7 separate regions of the Homo sapiens genome follow, and all the other regions are linked to region 3. Evidence: chromatin loops called from intact Hi-C (ENCODE). Cell type or tissue: PC-9. All regions are shown on one strand.

The links. Peaks named below come from ENCODE experiments on the same cell type or tissue, not always from the same donor. Only the 100,000 strongest peaks of a DNase experiment are listed, where the experiment ranks them.
Region 1: it touches region 3 in a loop (9-fold over the local background); 2 of 110 quality-filtered maps call a loop at or near these places.
Region 2: it touches region 3 in a loop (5-fold over the local background); 8 of 110 quality-filtered maps call a loop at or near these places.
Region 4: a loop joins it to region 3, with 22 times the contacts of the local background. A loop is called at or near these places in 4 of 110 quality-filtered maps.
Region 5: a loop joins it to region 3, with 6 times the contacts of the local background. A loop is called at or near these places in 24 of 110 quality-filtered maps.
Region 6: a loop joins it to region 3, with 6 times the contacts of the local background. A loop is called at or near these places in 3 of 110 quality-filtered maps.
Region 7: it touches region 3 in a loop (5-fold over the local background); 5 of 110 quality-filtered maps call a loop at or near these places.

Annotation. Positions count from the first base shown.
Region 1 is chr6:21,020,147-21,024,146 of GRCh38, forward strand. The region is part of intron 11 of CDKAL1 (CDKAL1 threonylcarbamoyladenosine tRNA methylthiotransferase); the gene reads left to right. Among named protein-coding and RNA genes, the nearest start is that of CDKAL1, 490 kb to the left of the region's middle. In PC-9, no CTCF peak of the experiment used is centred here; DNase peaks (open chromatin) are centred at 2,255 and 2,805; H3K27ac peaks cover 2,356 bases.
Region 2 is chr6:23,444,799-23,448,798 of GRCh38, forward strand. All of the region lies in intron 4 of LOC105374976 (a long non-coding RNA gene), which reads right to left. The region is part of intron 2 of LOC105374975 (a long non-coding RNA gene); the gene reads left to right. Among named protein-coding and RNA genes, the nearest start is that of NRSN1, 680 kb to the right of the region's middle. In PC-9, CTCF peaks have their summits at 1,798 (motif pointing left) and 2,007; no DNase peak of the experiment used is centred here.
Region 3 is chr6:22,826,324-22,830,323 of GRCh38, forward strand. No RefSeq gene overlaps it. Among named protein-coding and RNA genes, the nearest start is that of LINC03005, 110 kb to the left of the region's middle. In PC-9, CTCF peaks have their summits at 2,337 (motif pointing left) and 2,539; DNase peaks (open chromatin) are centred at 828 and 1,958; H3K4me3 peaks cover 1,078 bases; H3K27ac peaks cover 3,314 bases.
Region 4 is chr6:20,873,922-20,877,921 of GRCh38, forward strand. The region is part of intron 9 of CDKAL1 (CDKAL1 threonylcarbamoyladenosine tRNA methylthiotransferase); the gene reads left to right. Among named protein-coding and RNA genes, the nearest start is that of CDKAL1, 340 kb to the left of the region's middle. RefSeq lists enhancers at 3,160-4,000, 3,703-3,932. In PC-9, a CTCF peak has its summit at 1,651 (motif pointing right); a DNase peak (open chromatin) is centred at 3,650; H3K4me3 peaks cover 801 bases; H3K27ac peaks cover 2,399 bases.
Region 5 is chr6:21,587,821-21,591,820 of GRCh38, forward strand. No RefSeq gene overlaps it. Among named protein-coding and RNA genes, the nearest start is that of SOX4, 3.9 kb to the right of the region's middle. RefSeq lists enhancers at 1-617, 1,385-1,484, 1,495-1,544. In PC-9, a CTCF peak has its summit at 1,601 (motif pointing left); DNase peaks (open chromatin) are centred at 61, 1,171 and 1,591; H3K4me3 peaks cover 2,176 bases; H3K27ac peaks cover 1,647 bases.
Region 6 is chr6:22,034,005-22,038,004 of GRCh38, forward strand. All of the region lies in intron 7 of CASC15 (cancer susceptibility 15), which reads left to right. Among named protein-coding and RNA genes, the nearest start is that of NBAT1, 110 kb to the right of the region's middle. RefSeq lists an enhancer at 3,616-3,725. In PC-9, no CTCF peak of the experiment used is centred here; a DNase peak (open chromatin) is centred at 2,477; H3K4me3 peaks cover 982 bases; H3K27ac peaks cover 990 bases.
Region 7 is chr6:22,904,440-22,908,439 of GRCh38, forward strand. No RefSeq gene overlaps it. Among named protein-coding and RNA genes, the nearest start is that of LINC03005, 190 kb to the left of the region's middle. In PC-9, CTCF peaks have their summits at 1,858 (motif pointing left) and 2,060; no DNase peak of the experiment used is centred here.

The DNA of each region.
Region 1 (4,000 bases), 1.8 Mb before region 3:
ATGATTATGAGCATGTGGAATTAGACTGCAACTTAGAAGTCATAGTCTGGCTTCCTTCATTTTCATTTGCTTGGAGAAGTTATTTTTTTCTCCCTTTCACATGTATTTAATGGCGGGGGCAGTGTCTGGTTTTCCGTGGCACCACCTGGCTGCCATAAAAGGCTTGTTCACTCACAATGTTAGACAGAAATATATGTTGGTTATATTAGAAATAGTCCCATATCTTCAACTACTTTTAGCTGTTTTTGACAGAAAGGAACTCTGTTAGAGTTCACAGGTTCACAGGTACTATTACGTACTTCTGTCTTTTTTATTTTATTTATTTATTTATTTATTTTGAGATAGAGTTTCACTCTTATTGTCCAGGCTGGAGTGCAATGGCACTATCTTGGCTCACCACAACCTCTGCCTCCCAGGTTCAAGCGATTCTCCTGCCTCAGCCTCCTGAGTAGCTGGGATTACGGGCATGCACCACCACGCCCAGCTGATTTTGTATTTTTAGTAGAGACGGGGTTTCTCCATGTTGGTCAGGCTGGTCTCAGACTCCCTACCTCAGGTGATCTGCCTGCCTTGGCCTCCCAAAGTGCTGGAATTACAGGCGTGAGCCACCGTGCCTGGCCTTTTTTCCTTTTTTTTTTTTTTTTTTAAGAGATAGGGTCTCATTATGTTTCCTAGGCTTATCTTGAACTCCTGGGCTCAAGCGATCCTTTTGTCTCAGCCTCCCAAGTAGCTGGCATTACAGATGTGTGTGTGTGTGCCACGGTACCTGACACAGGTACTATTATGTAAGTAAGAATGAAGAGCCAGAGAAAGAATGCTAAAGCAAGTATCTTATGAACCCAGCCACTTAGTTACAGAGATACTGAAGTGAGGTACTGTCAGGATTTTCTTCCAAGCAAGAACTGTATGGGAGTAATCAAAATCACAATACTGATGATAGAAAATTTAATGTAGTCCAGTAATTGAGAGCACAGGCATAGGGCCAGTTAAACTGATATACAGATTAGATAGATAGACTAAATCCTATCTTTGTGGTATGTGGACCAAATTACTTAACTTCTCTTACCTTGATTTGCTTTTCTGTAAAAATGAGGATAATTACATCCTTTCTTTAAGGTTTTTTTTGAGAATTGAGATAATATGTGTTAAGATGGGCTTAATACAGTCCCTGGTAGGCACTCCTTAAATGATTGCTGCTACTTTTTTATGTATTCAAAGCAATATTAATAACAAAACAACCACAATACAGAACACAATCAATAAATGATACCTAAAAAATAAAGACAAGAATTTGTTGCAGATTAAGTGAAAGACAGCCCATTTAATCTAAAATGCACACAAAAATATGAAGGAAAAAAAACATTGAAAATATTTTATTTTCTTTCTACAGCTTTTTTAATAAAATGCCCCTAAGTTGAACGTACAGTTCAGTGGGCAGAACTCACCCAAAAGATTGAGAAAGCAGAGGGTAAATATGTAATAGTTACATATTAATTGATATCAACTAATGTCTCTAAGAACGATGCCATCCTTTGGGGTTGTCAAAGTTGAAATTAAAGATACATTTTTTCAAAACCAGAGTTTTCGTCACCATTTGTACACCTTTCTTTATTTACCTCACCTAAGGTAGCACCCCACACACTAATTCAACCCCCATAGTGCCATCCGTCCGGACATTTCAGTTGCTTCTCTAATAAATGTCTACTTTCCTGGGACACCTTATGGTCCTTGTTGCTGGTGGTTAGTTTTGTATGAAGTCATTGTCTTTGAAGTGTTGTTGGTTGATAATGCGTGGGAACTTATCTTTCTTAAATATAATTTACCTTTGGCTGGGGTATTTAATGTCTTAAAGCAAAAGAAGAAACAACAGAATAGGTCAGGAACTCTGAAGGGCCAATGTTTGAGATCTTGTTTTGGAAGGAATTTCAGCAACGGTAGCTGGGCAGAAGGCTGACCCACCAACATATTTTAGCAAAGCTACAAGGATTTGGAATGATAGTGGCCCCCAGCATGGCCTCCTACTTTGCAGGTCCCGAGGTATGAAATTAAGTTACATTTAAAAATCAGAATTAGTTCTCTAATCTTCAGATAGTGTTAAACCTTAACTCATTCCACTGTTTGGTTATAAATAAATAAACATAACATTTGTCCCAAGTTGTTCTACAGGTTCACGCCTAGCCATAGAGTTAACTTTGAGCATTATTTGCAGTGCAGGGGGTAAATTATCTTCAAAACGCTCATGGATTGGCTGCTGCCCAGAGTCCTGAGAGATGTAATCAGTTTCAGTTAATTCTAAACAATAGATTGTGGCAGGAACTCAGCTAAGTGGCGGGTTGACTGCACCCAAACTGTTGATTTAAGTTGTCAAGAGAGCTTGACTCATGCTTAGACTTGACAACAGTTTGGGTCAGCTGGCTTAGCTGTAAACCATTACCAGTAAACTCTGCTCCTTTTGTGTGTGAGGAGGGAAGGGGGATGGCCCTTCTGGTCACGGTCTCCCTCCCTGAGCTCACTGCAGACTCCACGGCCTGGCTGGGAGGCTCTTTGTGACTTTTACTGTGCTCAGACTTCAGTCTCTTCATCCCTGTCATGCGCATCAGTGGGTTTCTAGCCACAGGCCTGAGGAACTGCCAATATAGTATGTGCTTTGTGTACTTTCTATTCATTTCTAACTTTTGTTGGTGATGTTTAACAGGAAGTGCGTTACTATTCACTGTACCGTAATCCATATCTGTACAGCACTTAATGCTGTTCACAGAGAACTCATATTGTCCAATATATTTTAGGCTAGGGCAGGGCAGGAATTACATTGCATCAGCATTAATCATCCTTGTTACCTTTTGATGAGATCATTCAGGTTAAATACTGGTTGGAAGAGTGATCTAAAGTTGAAGGCATGAGGATAAATGTAGGAAAAACATTAGCAGTTTGCTTAATGTAAGTTTTTTTTTTAAGTTTGAAGATAAATGTTTCTCAATTGATAATTTTTTTTTTTTACCATTAGCCTTTGAACATTAGTAGTAACAATTTATTTTTATTTAAAGTTTGTCCACACATGCAAATGGAAACATGTTACCCCTTGGATACTAGCTTAAATTTATTTACTCCGAGGTGATTTAAAGTCCACATATAGGTATGCTTGTTTCAGCAGGTCAGATTTAAGGATACCTTAATTTAGTGATGAGGTACTCTGAAGGTCTGAACTTGAGAAGGTGATCCAAGGTGACTATAACCTTACACTTCCTGTTAGTACCTGGCTCAGAGTCTCAGGAGACTTTGAGGGCAGTGTTTTGATATGAATTGCCTTTGTGTTCTTTCTGTAAATTAGTTTTTGGTATGGAAAGCCAGAAAGCTCAAGTCCTTTAAGTACATAAGTCAAGCGGCTTTTTTTTTCCATACCCCTGTCAAACATTGTACACTTATCGCTTTCCTTTTATAATTTTGAAAGTCTCCAAATCATTAAATGATATGCTTCTCAGTTGTGGATGGTTCCATTTTCTAATGACTATTTTGTCTTCTAGAGAATGTCTGCTAAAATTCTTCCTGATTTTTATTTTACTTTCCAATGTGGTTTTCATTTATCTTAGAACAGTGTGCAAACTTTCACTGAGAATAGAAACAATAAACAGAATGGCACAATATATTTTTATTTACTATAGATCATATCCATTTAGCTTTTTCATGGCCCTTTCATCATTTTCTATTGTGCCATTCACTTTAGTGGGTACGTTAGTTACTCACATGGTGTGACCTGGGAAAGGAACATTACAGTTGTTTTTCTTTGGTTTACATAATGTCATCAAATGAGGGGAAACTGTCCTTGGCTGAAGAAAGTTTCATGAATTTTAATGTGTACCATTTCCTTTGTTATTAATTTGTAAATAAATATATGATAGAGAGTAAAATAATGAAAGATTTTGGCAATTATATTTTAGCCAAGAAAATAATGAGAAATACCTATTTTCTTGCATCTCACATTAACATCTGTTAGGTTACACTT
Region 2 (4,000 bases), 620 kb after region 3:
TTAAAATTATCTACAGACAATGTACCTCCTTATTGCCTGTACTGGGGTGTCCCACTCCTCCCAACCTCCCCACCATATGCCACTGCCCATGTAATGCTAGAAGAGGTCAGGACCTCAATATCATGTCCCATGATTACTTGAGCAAGCCAGTCTACATCTTCTGTATAACACAGGAGAACCCAAGGGTGACACATAAACAATGGGCCCACTATGGGTGACAAAGATATGGAATTCTACAATATTTAACATATAAGTTTTAAAAACATTTAGAAATAATTTTCCATGAGAATTTCTACAGTAAACATTCTAAGATTTCAGTATTTTCTTCTGAGTCACACTAATTATTGAGTCTGCTTTACTCTGGACATTGGAATATATGGAAACATTATTGGCGAGGGGTAGAAGGCAAGGAGCAGTTGTCACCGGGAAAGGTTAATTGTGTATTTCTCTTAGTGGAATGATTTAGAGAGTTTAGGAAAAGAGCATGTGAATATAGCAACCTCCCTACCGTATACACTGTTTCTGATCAAAATTAATGAGTTGTGATCAAGTCAGATAAATGAATAGCTAACTAATTTTTTTTTAAAGTTCTTCACTGTTCCCTCCAAGTTGGAAAATGCATCTACTTAAGTACACCAACACAATCCAAGAAACTGTCAGCAGGGATTATCAGGGCAGCCTCTTAAGATTTGACCCATTGCCCAGGAGTCCACACATGACCTTGATCTCCCCGGTCAAACAATGTCTATAAATAATGCACTAAGCATTTTCACATGTGGGGTGAGCAACATTCTTCATATTTGCTCATGAATTCACATTGCTTCTTATGACGCTGCTTCAGTTTTCTGTGTAGTTATCTTTAAAAGGTTGATTACATGCTTTCCTTTAAAATGAGAGCATTGTGTCTGTGAATTTCAATATAAAGCCTAGGGCTGTGAACTGGAAGAGGAAAAAAAATAATAACATTCCAGTAACATCAAGTTAAATGTTTGATGAGTTTGTTTTGATAAAAACAGTTTATGTTTTTACTACTTTACATGTAAAATGAATGATTGCCAATCAGAATAGAGCCATTATTTTTGCATCTCGTTCTTAGATGGTTCTCAGTAGGGCATTCTGGAAGTCTGGATTAGCTGTCCAAGAATATTTTACAGAAGCTAAATTTGTCTCCTTCCAAATCATCTGCAAACCTCCAGGTTTACACAAAAACAATGAAAAGGGTTCTTCATTGTATTAGGAGCTTTTGAGTTGGTTTTGTTTTCCTTCCAGTTATTCTACTCCCTGTTAGTGGGCAATATACATAGGGCTGTGAGCTTTCATCTGACCATCTCCGTCTAGAAAATCCAGGTTAATGTTGCATAAAAGCATAGCCAATCTGCTGGAAGAAACATAGGATTTCAGAAAAGAATAAGCTAATGGCATGACTGAATTCTTTTCTTTTCTCAGAAATACACTTTTACCTTACCACTTAAGCTTAGACTTTTGGCTCTAACAAATTTTCTTTTGTAATGAAACTATATCTATCTGAAAAACAACCATAACAAACAAAGAAACAAAACAGAGACTGGCCCCCGTACCCGCTACACACAAAAAAACTCACAATGCCTGAATTTTCTATATCATTTAACACATTTTTTTCATTACCAGCTTTAATTGTATATCAGCTTTTCTGAATGAACCTTGTACAAAATGAAGGGATTTTATTTGCATGTTTTATTCCATATTGCTATGGACAAGAAAAGATTGTAATGGGGGAGGGAAGATGTAAAATGGACTCTTCAAACTGGGGTATTACTGCCATCTAGTGTGATGCACTGTAACCCAGAGGGGAAGGAAAAGATGATCTGAGACAATCCAATCTGAAATTGTAGGAGTTTGAGGGAGGGAAGAGAGCACTTCTCCGAAGAAATAGCCACCACCCTCCCGCATTCACCATGTAATGAATTCTTTCTCTACAAAAGCATTAGTATGTGGTCAAACAATACAAAGCAGTCTGTTTTGCCCAGCAAAATGGAGAAACCCTGGTCAATTCTAAAAGCAAGTTCTTTATGAGAAGGCACGTCCCAACTGTAAAGGTTGTTAAACGGCAGGAATGATTTATTCAAAGGAGGGATGGCCATATCCTTTGAAAACAGTCCAGATAGCCATATGTCTACTGCTTTCTGTAAGGACAGTCACGTTTGCACAGAGACAGGCAGACAGTCTTGATGGCATCTTTGTTCCCTTTCAAGCTTTCTGATTATATATAACAAAAATAATATTTGTTATTTATGCCCATAAGTGGTTCATAATATATGTGTTGCCCACAGAAATATTATATTACTGAAGCCCCACCATGTAGGATTGTAAAAATTAAACCTAATCACAAACATGGGGCAAGATACATGAAATTCTAGCCCAATACATGTATTTATTTTTGCTTCACATGGCACAAGATATATATATATATATATTACATATATATATATAAGGACGGAGCGATGAGGGGAGTAGTATCTTCTTTCTGTAACCCTCCATAGTCCTCCTCCCCTGCCAAAGTTTTGTTTGGTTCTGGCACAGATTCAGTGAGGTATTAGCTGGTACCTTTGTAGCTAATAGCCAGCACTGATTCTTCCATTCACCATAGGACAATTCTTCAATTCTTTATTTCACTAACTGTAACTCCCACTACCCCCACTAACATACACGCATTATCATTCCCATCCTGCGGGGGTTTGTGATTTTAGAAGCTAAGGACTTTGGTGCCCTGGTTATATTTGAAATCTGTGACTTTAAAAGCTCAAAAGGCAGAAACCTGCAGGGATAATGAGAGCTAATTTAAAGAATCATAAGTATAAAATCTAAGCTCAGAGGAATTTTAAGTCATTACCTATGTCAAAGTAACCTAGAACTGCAGGCTATTTTTGCTGGTTTCAAAAGTGACCTGTAGCTCCAGGTGTCTTGAATTAAAAAAAAAAAAAAAAAAAATCACTCTGTCCTACCCTGGGCTCAGGACACATTGAAGGAGTAAATGCATTGCCAGCCAGGCACCAGGTAGAGAAAATGGAACTAGGAGGAAGTGCCAACATCATAGCCCAGGCTGGCAGAATTTCCAGCTTCTCAGGAAATCTTTTGGACAGAAAAGTGTTAATGGGCTAGAGTAGGTTTCTCAGGTTTTTGTAGCCATCTGTGTTTGAGAGGGGACTTCTGGTAAACTTTCTGCTGGTGTTCTCTTTGCCTGTGCACAAGAAAAGCAATAGTGGGAGGTTAATGCATATTTTATCACATTCATACAAATTGGGGATCAGATTTAACTGGTTCTACATATTATTTTCAGGAGCCAAATAAGGATTAAGCTCCTTTTCACTGGGCAAGGAGAGAGAGGCACAGAGAACTGTTAAGTCTCAGGTCCATGCAACCTAAGGACCTGCTCTTTAAACAGAAATAAGTGTGCCGCAGAGTTGAATATAAAGGCAAATCTATTAATTCATCATTAAACATAGATCAGGAATCAATAACATTTTCATCCTAGCTATGGCAGGATTAAAGTCTGCTTGCCTCATTAGAGACCATAGAATTGAAAACTGAGCTTGCGTAAAAACATTTCACCCCTCCTTTTTCTTCCACCAAAGTCTGAACTCCCCAGCCTCCTCACCTCATTTTTTCCTGCTGCTCTGTATTTGTCTGTTTGCATCTGACATGAATAATGCTGCAACCTGGAGAACATGCGGCCCTCTGGTAAGGCACTCACCCAGCTTTTCTAGGATTAATCACAGACTAAAACACTAAATAACATACTGATATATTAACTCCATTAAAATCTAATTCAGTGGCAATAACTTTTAGAAAGCCAACAAAGGGCTTATGAAGAACAAAGTGAGAAAAGACCAAAAAAGGTAAATCAGTGCTCTAACTGAAAGTAAATCAGAATCAAAGACAAGAGTATGAATTAAAAGAGGCCCGGATGGAGTCCCAATCTGTACTACAAACCCATATATTCTTGCAAGATTTATCCTTGAAT
Region 3 (4,000 bases):
AAAACAACCTCAGCAAATTTAGGTTTGCATTGTGCAAAAGGTAACAGTGTCATGTTACACTCCCACAATCCTTTTAGGAGCATTCAATATAGAATTATTATAAGTTGTAGATAACTTTTGGAGCAGTGTTAGACCCACGGCCTACCTATATGAGAATGTCCTTCCCTTTTGATGGAGGTTTGTTTCCAGGACTTGTATCCGTACCATGTGACTCCACTCCTGACCACAGTGCATTGGATCAGCTGGGCAAATAAGATTCTCCCTCTAGGAATTTTGGCATATAGATATAGCAACCCCAGTAAGTTTAGACTATTACCAGAGATGATGAAAATTGTCATATCTTAGTACAAAATGGTGTCATTCTTCAGAGAAAAATTATTCAGACCTAAAGATGAGAGAGCCTGAGCAAGTTAAGGAGAAGGAGGAAGAAAGAAAGAGAGAGACAGAAACAGGGACAGAGACTGAGGATGAATATTATGAGAGAGAGCCTAGATTACTAGTCGCTTTCCATTTCCTGGTTCTAAACCCACTGCTGAAATATGTTTAGCTTCTGGATTCACCCAGAATAAAAGTGCAAATGAATTGCACATTCAAAGCTCCCTCTTATGGACCAGTTCTGGCTAATATTAAATTACATCTTTAATGGGCCTTCCTCCTTCAACCCTACATTCCCAACATTCATAATTTTTTCCTCTGCTTTAGTAATTTTTCAACAAGTCATTTCCTACTTATCTGTAAAGATCTGGATCAAATATCACCTCCTCTGTGAAGTTTTATCAAATTCTGTTAGGCAAAGTTAGTCATTGCTGCACCTGTGTTTTCACAGTACTTTCCACATTCCCGAATTATAACTATTTGCTTATGAAACTCCCATCCATCAAACTAGAAGGACTTGTGGGTTCTTGAATCTCCAGCATCTAGCAGTTTCTGGCACACAGTGGGCTCTCAATAAATGTTTATTAAGTGAATGAATCGATGCAGCAATTACTTCCTCTATGATGTTTTAAAACAACAAGACACTCCCAAAATCCTGTGTCTGTCCTCAATCTTTTGAAGGGAACTTTCCCTTTATAAGCAACTATTAGCTTTCTTGCTCTCCATCCATACTTCTCTTGAGGCAGGCTCATTCTAGAACACTTACTATTCTATAACTCATATATTTTTCATAAGAAGTGACTCAATCCTGCTTATAGCTAGGGTTCATTAGCAAATGAGGCTTTCACACTGCAAATATCACTCCTAGAGTGAGTTTACACTTAGAGAAGACATACAGAAAAATTAATTGAAGAGCTTCAGAAATTACTATAATTTGGATTTATTCACAGGAGTTAGCCTACTTTACTGTTCAACGTAGAAAGATATGTTAGTTATACCATGAAACATCAAACTGATTTGAAGAAAAGTATAAATTATAATACAGAATTTTTTAAAGGCCTAAATAAGCCTATAGCATATCAGAGCAGCAAGTGAAACGACTCAGATATCCTAAGTCTCAGCAATGCTCTTTATCACTTTGGAATCCAAATTTCCAGTTTCACTATTGTGATTTCAGAGGGTAGCTACATAACTAAAACTCATATGCAGCACATGTAGCTACAGGGCTTCTGCTGTCTTCTTGTTTCAAAGAGGCATGAGCTGTTGGCTCACCAGATTTTTAAATATCTATTGAGGGAAACAGAGAAACAAAGCAAAGGGATTTTTTTTAACTGCATGTATATGTGTGTCTGTCTGTTTCTCTACTGTGTGGGTGTGTGTATGTATGCAAAATTATATGACATTATATACAAGTATATATCCACAATAATATATATGTATGTGTATGTATATGTGTATATGTATATAAGTCTGAAAGTGTTTTTTTTTATTTTTTCCTCCAACCCTTCATAAGGTGAAGTTTCATCAAATCACATCATGTGACTCTCCAGGAACCTCACTGAACGGGTCTGACTCATCGTCTGGGAATTTTAAATAGGCATGTGCTTCCATGAGAGTTAATACTTAAAAATACACGTACACACAAACTGGCAGTGAAAGAGAGAAAAAAAAAAACAAAACAAGTGAAACTTTTGCTTGGCACAAACGCTCAGGTCAGACACTGGCCACTCAATATTTCACAGTTAATTACCAGGTGGAGTTACCTTTAGAGTGAAGGTGGTGGCTCCGTGCTCAGGGGGCAGAGGCAGTAAATCTATATTTATATCATTAAGTCAGCCAGGTTGGATTAAGCAGTGAAAGGGACTGCCCCTGAAATCGCTGACCCTGATTCCCCTCTGTGATATAAAATTTTCCTGAGAACCGAGGGCTGTGTCTGCCCACTAGTGGTCAGGTGGCAGAGCTGGTGGGACCCAGACATTCCCTAGAGGATTTTATGCCAAGTTCTATCTGGATCAGTTGGGAATTGGCCCTGGCCACCCAGTCTGCTTTTTAAAAAGCATTTCGAGATCTATCAACTCAGCCCCATGAGATAAGTCAGTAAGAATAACACAGGCTATGTCAATCTTGAGGGAAGGTTTCTGTTTGCGATAGTTACCTTAAACTCTTATTAATGACGAGTAACTGCACTAGGAACTAACATTTCTAATCTATTACCAAAAGATCACCTGAGTCAGTAACACTCAGTAAAGACTAATCACTTTTTTCTTTCTCTTCCCAGACCTTCATAGAATACCACAACGACGTTTTTCTATTTGAAAACTACGAAATGTTCTTCCATTGTTAAAAGAATTAATTTGGAAAACTTTAAGTTAGAATTAAAAGTCTTTTACTCAATTGGCCCCAAACTATAATTTCCTCTTTATCTTTATTAAGTTCCTAAATGAAATCTGTATTCTAGCTAAACTCAAACACTATTGTTAGCTGACTTTTCAGTTTTTCCTCCATGCTTTACTCATGACTGCCTACTTGAAGCACTCACCATGTTCTAATACCTACCCACCTACCTACTTACCTATACAAATATTACCCTTGATTCAAAGCCAAATCCTACATCATCAAACTCTGAAATGCCTGAGATTAGCATGTACTAAGTATATGAAACTTCCTATAGCCTCCTTTCATTGCCATATTTGTATCTCAAGCAATAACTTAGATATATGTCATCTCTACAGGAATTATGTCATATACTCCTTTTAACCCTTATAATGTCCGGTAAAGTTTTTTGTTGTTGTTGTTGTTTTTATTTGTTTCTGGTTTTTACCTTGGAAAAGGGTGTCCACAAATATTTGTTGAAAGTAAAACACAGAGATAAATCTGTGATTAAATTTATCAGTCAAGACTCAAATCCAACACAGTTTTATTGTGGTCCAACGTAATAGCACCAATAACAAAGCTACCCCTCCATGGGTTTAGTTTTCTCTATAACTCCTAGGAACATTAATCTTGCATTGTGGGTAGAAAAAGGCTGTTGGGTGGCGTATTGACTCCCTGATAAAGTATAAATTTTCTTCAACCTTCACATGAGTGTTAGACTTCATGATATGCAGATTTTCTCAATTTTAGCACATTTTAAAATAAAAACTGTTTGTATGAAATACCATTGGAAAACTTAAATAAGTTTTAAGGAAATTCAAATCCATGAGCTCATCCTTTTCTTTCACCACTTCTTTGTCCAGTGACATTAGGAACAACCAGACCATCTCATTATATTCACTAGTTTTCAAAAAATGTTCAGTAGCATCATACATAAAGTTACTGAGTTCCTTGATTCTTTTAAGTGAGTGATTAAGAAGATCCAAAGCAGATATTTTGTGTATCTCTGTTACCAATTCATGCTATGGACTATCAATTCTCTCCTTACTACTGAAAATAGAGACATGAGCATCTTTAAATGTAAACATATTAGACAGCCAATTCTGGAAACGCTAGAACCAATTCCGAAAATGATTCCTGAAATTCTCTTCCTCTAGAATCACTCTTGGTATTAAAATGTCTGTATTTGTTAGGGTTCTCCAGAGAAACAGCCAATAGGAGATATATATGTGTGTGTGTGTGTGTGTGTGTG
Region 4 (4,000 bases), 2.0 Mb before region 3:
CTAACATTTGGAGGTTAAGGAGTAGTAGGGCAGGTCCGGAATTCTGTGTGGAAGGTGCTTAAGGGTGGCAGTCCCAGATGGGGGAGCTGTGGGTTTAAAACAAGCAGCCTGATTTTACTTAGAATTATGTTTGTTTGTACTGGCTTGAAGGACGTTGGGCCTGGGATATAGAAGTAAATAATTGGGGTTAGAGGTAGAGTTAGGGGGAGATGGCTAAAGCCCCATAAAAGCTACTCTTTGGTGCCCTCAACCATGGAAACAATGGAAATGGTATGGTAGATGATGAAATTGTATGGAGGAAATGGCATTTTTACATTGGGGGCTATTTATCCATGTTTCTAGATGAAAAGGAACAAGGAAATAGCAAGTTTTTTTGTTTGTTTGTTTGTTTTTTTTTTGAGATGGAGTCTCGCCCTGTCGTCCAGGCTGGATGATAGAGTGGTGTGATCTCAGCCCATTGCAACTTCCGCCTCCTGGGTTCAGGCGATTCTCCTGCCTCAGCCTTCCAAGTAGGTGTGATTACAGGTGCCCGCCACCACGCCTGGCTAATTTTTTTTTGTATTTTTATTTTATTTATTTGTTTGTTTGTTTGTTTATTTTTAAACTTTTTTTGAGATGGAGTCTCACTCTGTAACCGAGGCTGGAGTGCAGTGGTGTGATCTTGGCTCACTGCAACCTCCGCCTCCAGGTTCAAGCGATTCTCTTGCGGAGCTGGGATTACAGGCATAAGCCACCACACCCAGCTGATTTTCTGTATTTTTAGTGGAGATGGGGTTTCACCATGTTGGTCAGGCTGGTCTCGAACTCCGGGCATCAAGTGATCCGCCTACCTTGGCCTCCCAAAGTGCTGGGATTACAGACATGAGCCACCGTGCCAGGCCACAATATTTTAATATTCCTGAAAAGAGGCATCTTAATAGATGAGAGGGCGACTTCAGAAGAGATGGGAAAGGAAGGTAATGTTAGACAAACAAAAGATTAGGGACATTCCTACTCTGATACAAGAAGGAGCAAAGAGAGGTTGTGTCAAAAAACTTGAGATATTTTGAACTGATGGGAGGAGGGTTAAAGAGTTTCAGAATAAATAATGTCTAGCAGGCCGGCGCGGTGGCTCACGCCTGTAATCCCAGCACTTTGGGAGGCCGAGGCGGGTGGATCATGAGGTCAGGAGATCGAGACCATCCTGTCTAACAAGGTGAAACCCCGTCTCTACTAAAAATACAAAAAATTAGCCGGGCGCGGTGGCAGGCGCCTGTAGTCCCAGCTACTCGGGAGGCTGAGGCAGGAGAATGGCGTGAACCCGGGAAGCGGAGCTTGCAGTGAGCCGAGATTGCGCCACTGCAGTCCGCAGTCCGGCCTGGGCGACAGAGCGAGACTCCGTCTCAAAAAAAAAAAAAAAAAAAAAAAAAAGTCTAGCCCTTTTGATAAGTAGGTGGCAAGACATGCTTCCAAGTAAGCACTGAGCATTTGAAGAGATGGTTACATATGACTTGATCATTCTGTATCTTTGTAGACCTTTGAATTGATAAAAGAAAAAAAATAGTGCTTCCCACTCTTATAAAATGTTTCAGTATGTACAGTTATAATATTTCATGTTCACCATTGTCTCTGAGATGTGGGGAGGGGGGTTGGAAGATTGATTCCAGGAGAGGGCAGCAGCGCTGTAAGCATTTAATTTGGGTATATCCTTTCTCTGTTCCCTTGGCTTTTAAAAATTAAGTAATAATGTGTTCTCTGTCTCTATTACCTTCACTAATGAAAAAAAATAGGGTCTGTAAAGCTATTTAATAATCTTACAATTTATTAATTTATTAGTTTCACATTACTAAACATGGCAATTGTGGAAAATACAAAGCTACTGAAAATTATCCTCATATATAATAGATCTATTTGAAACATTTTGGTATGATTTAGACCCAGTTTTGTCCTGACTCTGTGTGTGATTTGTATAATAAGAAATTGAAAAAAAGGCTTACTAGCTTAAATAGCTTTAAAAATATAAACTGTGGGAACATAGGACTAATTGGGCTTGTTGAAAGAATTTTTAACAGATAAACATTAATTTTTATTAAGCACAGACCGAATTGAAAAAGGCTAAACTTACATGTTAAAATAATTTGGCAATCTAACTGCAGATTCAAAATTTCTGAAAATGTAAATAAATTAAAATGTAGGCAGTGTTTTACCATCTGTAATGAATTAGCATTCCATTTTTACCAGCTGCTGCTGGGGTTTTTGAAGCTGACTCAGGATCTGAGCACCCTGGTGGGTTTCTGCTGATAAATATAAGAACCTGTAGTTTAAAACTGGCAGAGCTGGACTGGGGATTAGAAAAGTCACTGCAACTTTAAGCAGCAGATTCTTTCACTTGGGGCAGGATGTAAGGGTGTACTTTCTCTAAAGATGCCGTCAGTACAAATGCGGAGGATAGATTACTACTGCTTGCTGCTAACATGACAGGACATTCAGGGTGCCACTACTGTTGAGTGTGGAGTCAGCCTTGGAGGAAAAAATCCCCAAAACCTTCTTTGGCAATTGTCTCTTATGTAGTGGACATATTTTAGGCAAAATGACAGCATTTGTGCATTGATGGGATTAATGCTTCATTCTAAGGATTAAATTCGTTAATATTTTTTCTTTGTGTACTTTTTTATTCCTAAAACTTTTATTTTGAGCATGCAGGAGACAGGGATTTCTTGGAAAGAATATGAATTTTGAAGTCAGGCAGACCTAGATATGAATGCAAATTCTGTTGCTTCTTAGCCACTTGTAACAGGCAGGCGTAGAATTCAGTGTGTAATCATTAAACATTTTGTTTTCTTTCCTCACATTGGTGAGGATAGTTTTCTTTTGAGTATTTGCTTTAGTGCCTTTAATTAATGAAAAACAACTAGTTAAAAGGTTGGCTAATTCCTTTATGATATACACACACACACGTACACACAGAGCTACCTATCTCCTCTCTTACTTTTTATTGTCAGTCTTTTTATTACAAATTAGTCTTCTACATATTATAAATTTAAATGCTAACTAGAACCAGCTAAAAAGTCAATACACTTGTTCAATCAACACTTTTATTTAACACATAGTATGTGCTGTGTATTGGAAGGTCTGGTGATGATGGTTCCAATTCTGGCCTTCTGAAGCTTATATTCTAAATGGAGGATGCTGTAGACTGCTGTGAATACGGTGGAATCAATAAGCATTTACATTGTGATGGGAAAGACTTTTGTGGTTAGGGAAGCATTCCTGCAGGCAGTGTTGTAAAATGTGGAGCACTTTACAAAAAATATGTTCATAATAGCAATTACGACTGAGGGATATGAAAACACCTCAACTGTTAAATAAGCATGGTGATTCTGACCTGGACAGATTTGTGAACGTCATCTACAAGTCTTTGCCATCTAATATCTGATGAGATTTAGGGATTTTTAGCCTAATATCTTGAAAGTATCCTTGGAGTTTTCAGATCCTCACTTTGTCCAAACTTGCTGTCCTGTTCCTGTTTTCACAGAAACTTCAGGTGTCCTCACAGGCTGACTAGGACCAAGGTATACCTATCTGACCATTATGCGGGCCAGTCTGAGGTCACTGCCCTGGGGCTGAGACCTGTGTCACTGATTTACTAGTGACTCACTGTGTATTACCGCAGCTGGCCCTTGACTCTGCTTCCTCAGCTGTAGTTCAGTATGAACTCAGAAAACTTGTTTGTGACCCGAAATTAGTTCTGTGTTCATTTCTTACTCTTACTCATGCACACATGACTCATGACTTAGTCCTTGTTTTAAACTTGTGCATTAGGGTAGCTCTGAATTATGTCCTCCTTCTCCTAGAAGCAGAACCTCTTATCCTGTTTTGACTTGGCCCTTGACTGCTTAAAATGTCTGTAGTTGGCTTTGTATGGTTATAATCCTAGCCCCTTAGGCTGGGAATTTTGGCCATCTGTGGTCTCTATTTCTAGCCTTAGCCCTAACCACCCCACTTCCTGCTGCTCCTGTCA
Region 5 (4,000 bases), 1.2 Mb before region 3:
CAAAGCGAGCCGAGACCTTCCGCAGAGCTTGGCTTCCTCGTAACTGCGCCCAGGGCGCAGCCTCTCCCTGTTAACTACCTGCCATATGTTCCCTTCTCTCAGACCCGAAACCGCCTCCTACAGGTGCTGGGGACTGAATCTGGAGCTTCGGGCGCGGCCCTTGACAAGGGCGCCTGGCACCCTGGGGCGCCTCCGTGGCCCTCGCAAACTCAGAGAGCCCCCACCGTCCAGTCTTTCCTGCACGAGCGAGGGATCGAGGGAAGGCGCCAATGCACGTCTGTCCCTCCGTGATCCGCGCAGAAGGGACGCTTGAAGACTGGGGTGCAATGAATTGTCGACTTCCCTCAGCTCTCAGCCCTTTTCCTCCCCCCGCGCGCCGTGCACGCGCAGCCTGCTCTGCCCTTCTGAAAGAGACGCTGCAGCTGCGCTCTCAATGGGGCCTCAGCCTGCGGGGTCCGGGGAGGGGATGAAGTGGGTGGTTGCCCAGCCGGTGTACGAAGGTCGTGTGCCTGCCGAAGAGTGGGTCCCACACGCACAGCGCGCGCCGTACCAACCAAGCAAGGCTCACAGAGAGCATTTAGTCGTCCAGAGCAAAGGATGCTGGGCACTCAAGAGAGCAGGGGGCCAAGTGGCTGTCAGTTCTGGTCAGTGACGGAACTGGACAGCATCTCCAAGGGCCAGGGGATGGGGTAGGAGGACGGAGGAGCCAAGCTCCTGGGAAACGACCCCCCCAACCTATCCGCGACCGGTTGCAAATTCAAAGGAGGGCTGGGAGCCCGCGAGGGTGCGGGAGGTGTCCTCGCTTGGGCTGCGTCTGCGCCCGCGTTTGTGTGTGTGTGCGCGCGCGTGTCTTCAGCTCCTTCCCCGGTCGTAAAACCTAAACGGAAGACGGGTGTTAAAATGCTGCTGACAGGATCGCCTGAAACATGTTTACAGTAGGAAGGACTTTCCTCCAGAAAGCACAGTCTGAGTCGATTCCAATTTATTTCCTCCCTGTAACTGTAAGCGAAAGGAGAGGTTCGGCTGCCGCGGCGGAGCGAGGCTGAGCACCATTAATCCTTGGCGAGCTTAAGCCAGGGAGAGCGCCGTGCCTGCGAGACCGAGTCGCTGCGCTCCGGAAGGCGTTCTGCCTGAAGGAAACCTCTTTTTTTTTTTTTTTTTTTTTTTTTTTTTTTGAGTAGGGAGTGGCCTTTGCACTGGAGTCCTTAAGTAAGGCGCGTCGTTTCTCTGCAGCCGCTCTCGGAAGCCGGAGAAACTGCATTCACTTTAGCAAGAAGACAGGGAAACTGAAATTGATAATCCCCCGAGTTGGGTTACCTGATCCAGACAGGAAGCTGGTCTAGGCTTCCCCCGTCACCCGGAGCTCCTGACAAGTGAGCAGGAGGCGGCGGGTGGTTGCCCTAAACTTTGATTTATGAAAAAAAATCAGAATTCATCGACATACCCTGTTACTCGTTGAGCGTTTAAGCCTCTAACTAAAGAAGGTACAGTGGTAGGGAGTGGTAGGGGGGTCGGGAGAGGAGGAAGGGGGAGAAGAAAGAAGACTGACTATCCCCACGATTTCCTACCTCGCCTCGCGGGCGCAGGGAGGCTCAGCGATGCCACCTGGCGGCTGCTTCTCCCCAGATTGGGAGCCGGCTGGCTGCAGACAAACCCAGGCTCTCCCCGGGTGCCGTGCCTCTGCCTCTAGAATAGAAGCAGAAGCCTGTATTCATGCTTGCAATCCAAGTGGCCCTGCAAACATTCGTCTTCTGCTTGTTTTCTTGAGAAAATCGAAGGAAAGGAATAATGAGTTGGCATTGGCATGAACAGCTTAAGCCTACTGTGTGCTAGTCACTGGTTATGAGAGGAAAATGGTACAATTGTTAGAAATGCAGGTTTCTTAACTCTTAGCTTATTCTAGTGATAAAAATAAATGCTAGGTTTCATTTACCCCAGAATCCTATTTTGATATTTTGCAAATATGAGTTATTTCCATATATTATTTTTCAATGCACGCACCCCCACCCCCATTACGCGCTGAGCCCAGTTACAATGCAATGTCATCAGCCCAAAAGGATGAAGTGCAAGTTATGTTTGTCTACTTGACTGAGAAGTAAATCAGCCTCACATGGAGGCTTCTTTTCCATAAAGTGTGGAACCAAAAAAACTGGCGCCTTTCAGTTGACAAAGGCCAATGACATCAGATTTCCCAGGGCTTCTTCCTTGTCAGGTAAAGTAACAACTACACAGTTTTTCCTCCTCTTTATTTTATTTGAACTGAATACTTGTCAGGTCTGACTAGCGCCTACAATCATAGTTTCTATAACCAAGGCAAGGCAAAATCTTGCAAATCAGTGCAAATCCAGATTTGTTAAACTAATTTCCATTCAGGTCCCTCCCTCCATGCCAAAGGAATATATTAAGCAGTGGAATAGAATCTTATTTCATCTATGCCCCATACCATTGTATGGATGTGAGATTTTATGTTGTGTAGATGTGTGAGAGCAGAAGAAATGCATTAGCAGATATTACACTTACATCTCAAATGGAATTCCATCATTTAAGGGAATAAAATAAAATACCTAATTCAAAATTGGAAATGTCTAACATCATTGCTAACAAAGACAGTTTATTATTCTAAACCAGGATTTTTTTTTTCTGCAAAATTATCTTGGCTTTCTCTTAATACAGCTAAAAGACTAGCATTAAGAATTACTTCATGTACTGCAAAGCCAGCAGAGGGAACACTGCGTACTGATTTAGTAGGGGCCACCAAATATCTGGTATTTGGGGAAAAAAATGTCAGTAATGGAGAACTGATTACAGAGCATATGAAGTTAGGGAATGAGAAGGGAGAAATCTTTTCTCATTATTTGGTATTGAGAGGTCCAACACATTCCAGTGTGCACACACTTAGTTGGTCACAAAGATGACTTTAATAAAAGGGCATTCGTCATATGTTTTCTTACATTCTAAGAGAACTAACCCATTAGAACAGATCTATTTCAGAAGTCTAGGCACTTGTGTAATATATAAATATATATGCAGTAATTATAAAGTCAATGGAAGTTACTGATACCATATTTCATCAAGTCTAAGAGGAAATTTTTCTTTTCATTTCAACTCTTCCTGAAATAAGGAGGCATCCTACATCTAGGGGGATATCACAGTTTCATTGGCAGCTTTCTTCCTTGGTGGAATGTAATATAATGGTGTGTCTTAAAATTTGTTGGATTTGTTGAAATACAGAAAATACATGTAACAAAAGAATGAGGCCAGTGGCTGTGTTTTAGTACACCCTTTAAAAAATCCATGTGTTTTAAGCAGAAACATATATGACTGCTTTAACTTCCACTCTTCCCTATCATATTCGATGATGGAAGCATAAATGACTGAGAAATATAATCAATAATGTTGATACTCAACTTGACTGAATTATCAAACTAGCTACACCCTCAAATCATTAGTTAGTACAAATTCAAAAATAAATATTCTTTTTTATTCTAGTGAAAATATTGATCTTATAGATAATAGCCCTCTTAAAATAATTTTTTTTTGTCAGATTGGTAACATTTAAGGATGTGTTTCTATGCACACCAGAGAAAATGTAGTATATAACACAGCAACACTGTTATGCAAAAAAGGTGCCTGTGTGTTTTTGGTTTGGGTTTTTCTTTTTTTAAGGATTTGTTTCTCCTTTTTTAAAAAAATTATGTAATACAAGTAGCTAATCGTCAAAAATTATTTGCTTTTACCCACAAAAACAGTTTTGCTTGTGGTTGATCCTTACAGATCCAGTCAGATGGCTACATAGGGTGTTCTTTCCAGTAAAATTCTAAGTCTGACAACCTGGGCCTATTGCCAGCCTACATACTTTAAAAGTTTGACAAGATACATAGAAATTTACTACCCAGCACTAGTTTAATCTGAATCAAAAGCCGACTTAATTATTTTGGATTGACTTTACCTAACCACTTATGGTTAGCCTGAAGAATATTAGTTTCCTATTATAGTGTTA
Region 6 (4,000 bases), 790 kb before region 3:
GTAGGATCTAGATGGGGCATGAGGAAAGAGAGGGCACTTAACAATTGGAATGAGAGTAAACAAAAGCCCTAAAACCTTTATTATTAGTAATAATGCTTGGTAGAAATGAATGGGGTATATACATGGGAAATGGTATATAACAAGGATGTCTAGGTGGGCAAGAGGAGGACATAGTTATTTCTTAGAAGGAAGTCAATGGGTGCTATGCATGGCCACCGACCATGAATTTCTACAGCTGCTTGCTGGATCCTGCTGAGTGGTTTTCCTCAGGACTGCTGCTGCCCCTGTGGCAGCCATGCCAGCTTCTCTCTTCTCCCTCCTGTTTAGCCTCCCACTGGGAAGAGCTGCTATGTAGAGACTTATTAAAATTTTCTCAAAGAGTGGCAGGATGCAGTGGCTCATGCCTGTAATCCTGAGGTGGGCGGATCACCTGAGGTCAGGAGTTCGAGACCATTGTGGTCAACATGATGAAACCCCCATCTCTACTAAAAATACAAAAATTAGCCAGACATGGTGGTGCACACCTGTAGTCCCAGCTACTTGGGAGGCTGAGGCAGGAGAATCGCTTGAACCCGGGAGGCTGAGGTTGCACTGAGCCAAGATCTTTACTGCACTGTAGCCTGGGCGACAGAGTGAGACTGTGTCTCAAAAAAAAAAAAAATTTTTTTTTTCTCAAAGAATTTTTCAAACACTATCTCATTGGATGCATGTGATAATCTTGGGCTGTGCTGTTACACCAATTTGCAAGTAGGAATCTGAGGTTCTTTGAGGCTAAGGAACTTTCCTGAAGCCACAAAACTGGTAAGCAGCAGAACTGGACTGTGAGGCTCTGGCCCAGATGTGGTCGGCGCTCTTTGTGGTCAGCCAGGCCACACCAGAGGCCATTTGCCTGCTTTTCTGTTCATTCATTCATTTTTGGTAAATCTTGTCTGACCATCTACTAAGCGCTGGGTCCCAAGTTAAGACAAAGGTAAACAAGGCCCTTTTCTTGCTTTCTGTTCCAGTTGGATAGGGATCAGAAAGGCAAAGCCGGCAGTTGCAGTCTCATGTGGTAAGGGCTGTAGGGAGATGCCCAGGGTGCTATGGCTACCCCTAGGAAGGACTTTAAGGGTGAAATTGTGCCAGGGGCTAAGGCTTCCTAGAGGAAGTGATAGCAGAGCTGAGGTACCAGGAAAGATTTAAATGTTCTTTACAGAAATCTGTAACATAAAAGGCGAGGCAAGAGAGAGGAATGGTACATTTGGGGAATTAAAAGTAGTTGAATTTGCCTGGAATGCGAAGGGCAAGTTGGGGAATGGTGGAAGATGAAGCTAAGGACACCTTAGCTTAAATCTACCGAGGCCAGATCGTGTGTAGTTGTGGAAACCATGGTTAAGAGATCTTCACTGCCCAGAGCACAGTGAGGAACTGTTGGAAAGGTTGGGAGCCTGAGAGTGACTTGATCAAATTTGCAGCCTAGAAGAATTCCTCTGGTGCAGTGGGAAGGATGGGCTCACTGTTGCAACAGTTATTGCAGTCTGTTAAAGTAGAGACATTAGCTGATAGCATAAGGTGCAATAGCATAAGGTGCGATAGCGTAAGGTGCTTTTCTCTTCTTCAGTCTCTGCAGTAGCATTCTGGAGGAATCCAAAGGCCTCTTCCAGAGCAAAGCTAAAAATGGTGGAGAAGGGAGAAGCGGAATTTGCTGTCTTCCATGATTTGGTTCCAAATACACAAGCCTTGTTCTGGTTCTTTTTAACATCTGTGTGTCTCAAGTCAGGAAAATGGCTTGAAAAGCCATAATATCATCATAGCCCTAGCGTTCAGATTACCTTCTTTCAATTAGCTAACCAAGATAAACTTCGATTTCATGAAAGTTGTGTACTTTATCTCCAAGTCATGTGACTAAAAAAGCCAACTCTTTTAAAAACATACATGTTTCTACACGTTTAGAATAATTTTAAAGTATCTATCTATAGCAAATATAATTTTAAACATCCATAAAACAAAAATATAGCTCAGGATCTTTTCATTAGGGTCTGGGTTCTCAAAGAGCACGTTGCAAGGTAAAGCAAAGAACCTTAGAGAAAATGTTAAGTGCTTCTGTCAGACAGAGTTTTCTCAAGTGGCTGAATGTTTGGACTCACAGAGCTGCTTTTTTTCTACGTAAAGAAAACTCTTCTCTTGTAGACCCCTCTACATTTTTCTCATAAGCAATTCTCTTTAGAGATTACTTCTCTAATTTATCCCTCCCTTCCCCTCCAAAAAGAGAGATGAGAGATTATCTCAAGGAGCTGGCAGGACAGAATCAAAAGCAGGGGGGTGTGGGTGTGGAATAAGTCAGTGCAGACCCAGGTCCTTGCCGTCGCTGGAGATCTCTGAACTTTGCCGCCTCCCTCTTTGCTGAGGTCCCTCAGGTGGCCTCATTGTTTCTATTACCTTGGTAGAAAGCCTGTGTGAAGTCCCTGCCTGCCTGGCAGTCTCGTTGCCATGGAAACTTCCATTCCGCACACCTGATTCACACATCACGCTTGGCTAAGTCCAGACAGAGGTCACAGACTGGCATTTGCCCTTTGTTTCCCCTTCTTGTGTTTTCCAGGCACTTAAAAATGGATATAGAAAGATGAGAGGGTGGGCAGTGTTGTGTGTAAGAACGCTTTGTTGTCAACTGTAGAAGTGTGTGAGGAAAAAAAAAACCAAAAAAAAAAAAAAAAACCAAAAAAAAACCTTGTAAATGGAAGAGCAGAGCAAATGGCAAAGTGTGCATATAGTTCTAACCTTCTCGTAAGAAAGCAAAGTTTGAATCCTGTAATGTGTCTGAAAGTGACTTTTTTTCTGGATTTCTAGGTGAGATTGGAAATGGGTATAATAGATTCCAGAGTCTGCGGCTCCACAGGGAGTTTTCTGTCCCCTTTCACCAAGTTGCTCTTACACTCTAGGATTGCAATGTGGGTTCAGGTAAACCATCCCTGACAGCTGTATGTTAAGAATCAAATTCTCTGATGTTGCTTTCTATACTGCAGCTTTACTTTTACATAAAGTGTAATACTTTAGAAAGCATAAATACTTTTGAGGAAATTATCCTTCGTTAGAGGTCAATACATTTGCTGGAGTAATTTTCTGTTTACCCTCTGATTTTTTCTTCTTCCTGTGTAACTTCTTTAATATATAACTTAGAGAAAAGGACCATGTAGGAAGGCAGATTATTAAAGTTCTTGCCCAACCAGAATTTCTCTTTCTTAGGTTGAGTCGTTTTCTTTTGATTCTTGTTTATAAGGCTGAGATTTAGAGATTAAAAAAAAAAAAAAAGACTTTCCAAGGGACATGGGACACGGCATTCAGCCCTCCTAAAACATTAAGTTGGCCAGGCGCGGTGGCTCACGCCTGTAATCCCAGCACTTTGGGAGGCCGAAGCGGGTGGATCACGAGGTCAGGAGTTTAAGACCAGCCTGGCCAACATGGTGAAACCCCGTCTCTACTAAAAATACAAAAATTAGCTGGGCATGGTGGTGTGTGCCTGTAATCCCAGTTACTTGGCAGGCTAAGGCAGGAGAATCGCTTGAACCCAGGAGGTGGAGGTTGCAGTGAGCTGAGATCATGCCACTGCACTCCAGCCTGGGCTACAGAGTAGACTCTGTGTTAAAAAAAAAAAAACGCAAACAAACAAACAAAAAAACCCACATTAGGTTTCAGACATTATGTGCAGTGCAGTTATCATGTCTTGGCAGTCGGGTTAGCTCGTGAGTTTCTGTTTGCTCTTACCTCCATTGACGCTTCTGTTTCTTCTCATTTGTCAATATTCCTCCTGTTTAGATGGCCTTGATTTACAAAATATGCCCTTACTACCAGCAGTCAACCAGACCTGGGTTTCAAATCTCATCTACCTTATGTCCTTGGATAAAATTATTAGCCTCCATTGTCTCATCTGTGAAATGGCGTTAATAATACAAAACTGCTGTAAAAAAATTGTAATTTTTACAGTAGATTGCAAGATACCTGCCACACAATATCTATTGTTACT
Region 7 (4,000 bases), 78 kb after region 3:
AAAAATTATTGATTTTGTCTTAGGAGAAAACTATGTGCATACCAGGCCCACAAAATTGACTGAATCAGCAGAATAACCTGTCTGGCTTCTGTGTATTGCAAGTTCATCATTACCTAAAAAATGGGCTCTTGTGAGCTGCCTGGGTTGGATCATTTTAATGATGTGTTACAAAATATATCTGAGTGGTTATAAACAATCTCCCTTTTGTTTAAGAGAAAGAAAAAGAGCACAAGAGCAAGTAAAACGCTTCCTGTTGCAAAGTGGTGATCACTCTTAAAAACAATTCACATACTTTTTACAATGCTCCTCTTTGACTAACCACCCGCAGCCACACGAGCTCACAGCAGGGTGTGTATACGTGCATGCACGTGTGTCTATTTCCCAAAAATTTTTTGAATTTGTCGTATTTCACTATAGGTCTAAAAAATTAGGATTCTTTAAAATGGGTTTAACTTACATTTTAATGCTGAAAATACACAAATGACCTGAAAAGACTTTAAGGAATGGAAATCTTTGCCTTGTCAGGTTTGATGTAGTGAAAAAGGCCCTGAATTCCCAGTTCTTTAGTTTATAAGCTATCTATGGGAAAATTGTTTAATAGGTAACAATAGAACATCCCATATATGTGGTGGGGTTCATGTAAAGTGTGTCTGGCATATCACAGGTATTCTACAAGAGTGGTTGGTTGAATCTGACCGACATTTATTTTCACTAAGAGAATCGACATAACAGTTCAGAGGGTTTCTCATCATTTGGGGCTCAAACCAAACAAATCATTAAAACATACAGACGCACACACATAGATACACAGATGACCTTAAGAAGAAAACTAAAGCAAAGGGCTCAATTTTAATTTGAGGAAAAAAGACATTCAAGACATGATTCAAGTGAATCATTAGGACCTTTGAATATAGGTCTTATTTTATAAGATGTTCTAGCAGCATGGCACGATGGTCTGTACTCAGACTTAGTTTCTCTTGCTCAAAGCTCTCCTTGGAGTAAAGTAAACCAAGAGACTGAGGCGTAAGCTTTATCTTTCTCGTCCTACTCTCCAACATAGCACGACAGTGAGGTGGGTGGCAGGGGGGTTTAGTTAGCAGAAAAAAGCACACTTTTATTTGCCTTTATTTGAACTTCAACTCTGCTGGGAGTGAGCACAGCGTCCACATTTATAGAGAAGAGCCAGAGTAGAGTTTTATTGCTAACAGTTTTGCATTCCACCTGCTTTAATATAAATGGGAGAAGAAGGCACATGCTAACTTTCTTTTTCACATTCGTTGAAGTTTCTGTTGGATCCCACACTTTCTGAATAAGGATTATTTTGACATGAGGTCCAACCTGAAATTTCACAAAAAGTCATTAACTGTTTCTCCCTTTTATGAATGAGGCAGTCAAAATATCAGGATATGAAGGAGATTCTATTTATTTATTTGATGGAGATTCTATTTTTTGATGCCAAGAACTTTAGAGGATCCCTTTTCTGGAACCAACCTCAGCTAATTCTGGTGTCAAGACTTTGCCAGGATAAGACTTACTCAAGTACTTTCAATAAAGAAACTACATTTGAATAAAGTGAAACTTTATGAAACTACAGTTTCTTTATTTCCAGTCTGTGAATTAACTGAAAAGATTGTTGAAGATCATTCATGAAATCCTTTTTTCTAACACTCAGTGAGTCTATGGAAGTAGATGCCCTGAGGCAAAAATTGAAAAGAAAGGGCCCAATCTACACAGAAGAAACTCTGTGGAAACAGACCCTACCACTCTACCACCGTGCTGTACTTGATACACACCAAGAGTCTTACTGAGGTCACACCCTTCACCAGGAATTTGAAAAGCAGTTCAAATTCCAAAGAAAATTCATTCTAGAGCTCCCTCCAGAGGTCATGATAATCTCCACTGCTGCAGGAATTCTGGGGAAGAGGCGGGAAAACAACACACACACACACACACACACCCCACACATACATACCACACACAAATACTCCACACACACTACCCACACCCACACATCACACACACACACACACCCCACACACACAAACCACACACACACACCACACACACCACGGAGACACACACACTAGACACACCTCTGTGCTCTACCATCTCTTTCTTCATTCCATTGCCTCCCTCTACTACTCATAAAAATGGCAAAACCTCTCACACAACTGGACAGAGGGTCCCAGCTGGGCAACTATGCCCATAGGGCAGCTTGTTCCCATTGGCTCTCAGAAGCCTGTTGCTGTCAAAGGCAGCTGAGTACCTAATGTGTATTATTCAAACAAACAAACAAACAAACAAAAAGTGAAGCTCCTAGCAATTGTGGCTTTCAGAACAGAACTCCTCAAACTCTAATGCACTCAGGAATCACCAGGGGATCTTGTTAGAAAGCAGATTCTGATGCATTAAGTTTGGGGTGAAGTCTGAGATTCTACATTTCAATAAGCTCCCAGGTGAGACAGACACCAATGATACTCAGACCACAGTTTATCATGGTTCTGAGTATGAAGATCTCAGCACCACCTCTGGTAGACCTTTTAGAGCTGGGTTCTTGGGGGAGCTATCTAATATCAATACTGTACCCAACAGATCTTCCTAAGATGTTTTCACCAGGAGTTACTAGCTTTACTATGGGAAGCAAGTCTATGCAACAGCAAATGGATTTCTACTTTGAGATTTTTTTTTTTAACACAAGATTTGCTGTGCCTTGAGGAACAGAGAGCACTGGTCCCCTGAGTCTTTGCTGGCTAAGTCCTCATGTTATCCAAGGGTCCTTTGCTGATGTTAGAGCATTAAGTCTTTTGAGCAGTCCTGGCAATGTTTAAGCTAGACAATTGGCTGATGCAGCCATTACCTGACTTACCTGCCTCTTTTTCAGAGGGTAAGTTCACAGAGGATACCAGGGCAGGTGATTCCCAGGAAGACACTAATTCCATCCTCACTCCCTACACACACTTTTCACCCAGCAGGCTTTTTATATGGTGACTGTTTTCCTCAAGAACCACAGCATACAGTATCGATAACCAAAGTCAGTGGACTTGAAGCTCCAGTATCTTCTAGACCAAATGTCGACACAATCTCAGTGGAGGATAAGCAGCATCTTCCACTGATGTTAGCTCCTCTACCCTTAGTCTTTGTCAACTGCTGACTCCCAGGTCTCTCTTCCACATTCACTGAAGACTTGACTCCTGTTTTGTGGCTTTTATCTTCCATCTGTATTGATACCACCCCTCACACACTTCTCCACTCATACCACATCTTTGGTTCTTGCTGCTGTTTTCCATAACATTTTTTCAAATAGTCATCACTCTCTTGGAGTCCCGTAGGGCTAGGATTTTGTTAAAATTAATCTTAACAAAAATTCTAGTCTCTTATTTCACTGAGAATAGCATGCTTCCCAATCATTCTTCCAAATTAATATATCTGCATCATTTTGCACCTGTTTCTCTTGTCCTTACATCTTAGGATGAGTTCCTCCTCCCTGCAAGGCTAATAGCTACACTTGAACCCTGATGCCATCAACGTCTTCCACTGAGGCTCACCAGTTATCTGCTCTTTTACCTAAAACAATAATTCTCTCCTTTGCTCTCTCATCTGGCTTGTTTCCTTCAGCATATAAATATACTTGAAACCTCTTACAATTTTGCCATGATTTTTCCTTTCAATGATTATACATTTCCCTCCTTCCTTGAATAACAAAGTTCCTAGAAAGAGTAGTCAGAACTTGAGGCTTCCAAGTCTTTAATTCTCATTCCATTTCTCATCAAATGCAAGGTGGTTTCAGTATCCATTATCCTACAGAGCCTGATCTTGTCAAGATCCTCAAAGATCCTAGCTGCTTAGTACAATGAATGCTTTTAAGGTAATACTTTGATCTTTCTGAAATGTTAACAGTATAAGTTCTTTCTATATGTTTGAATCTCTTCACTGTCTTCTAGTTTATCACTTTTTCCTGAATTTTCTGTTCTGTCCCTGACCACCTCATTATTGTTTAATT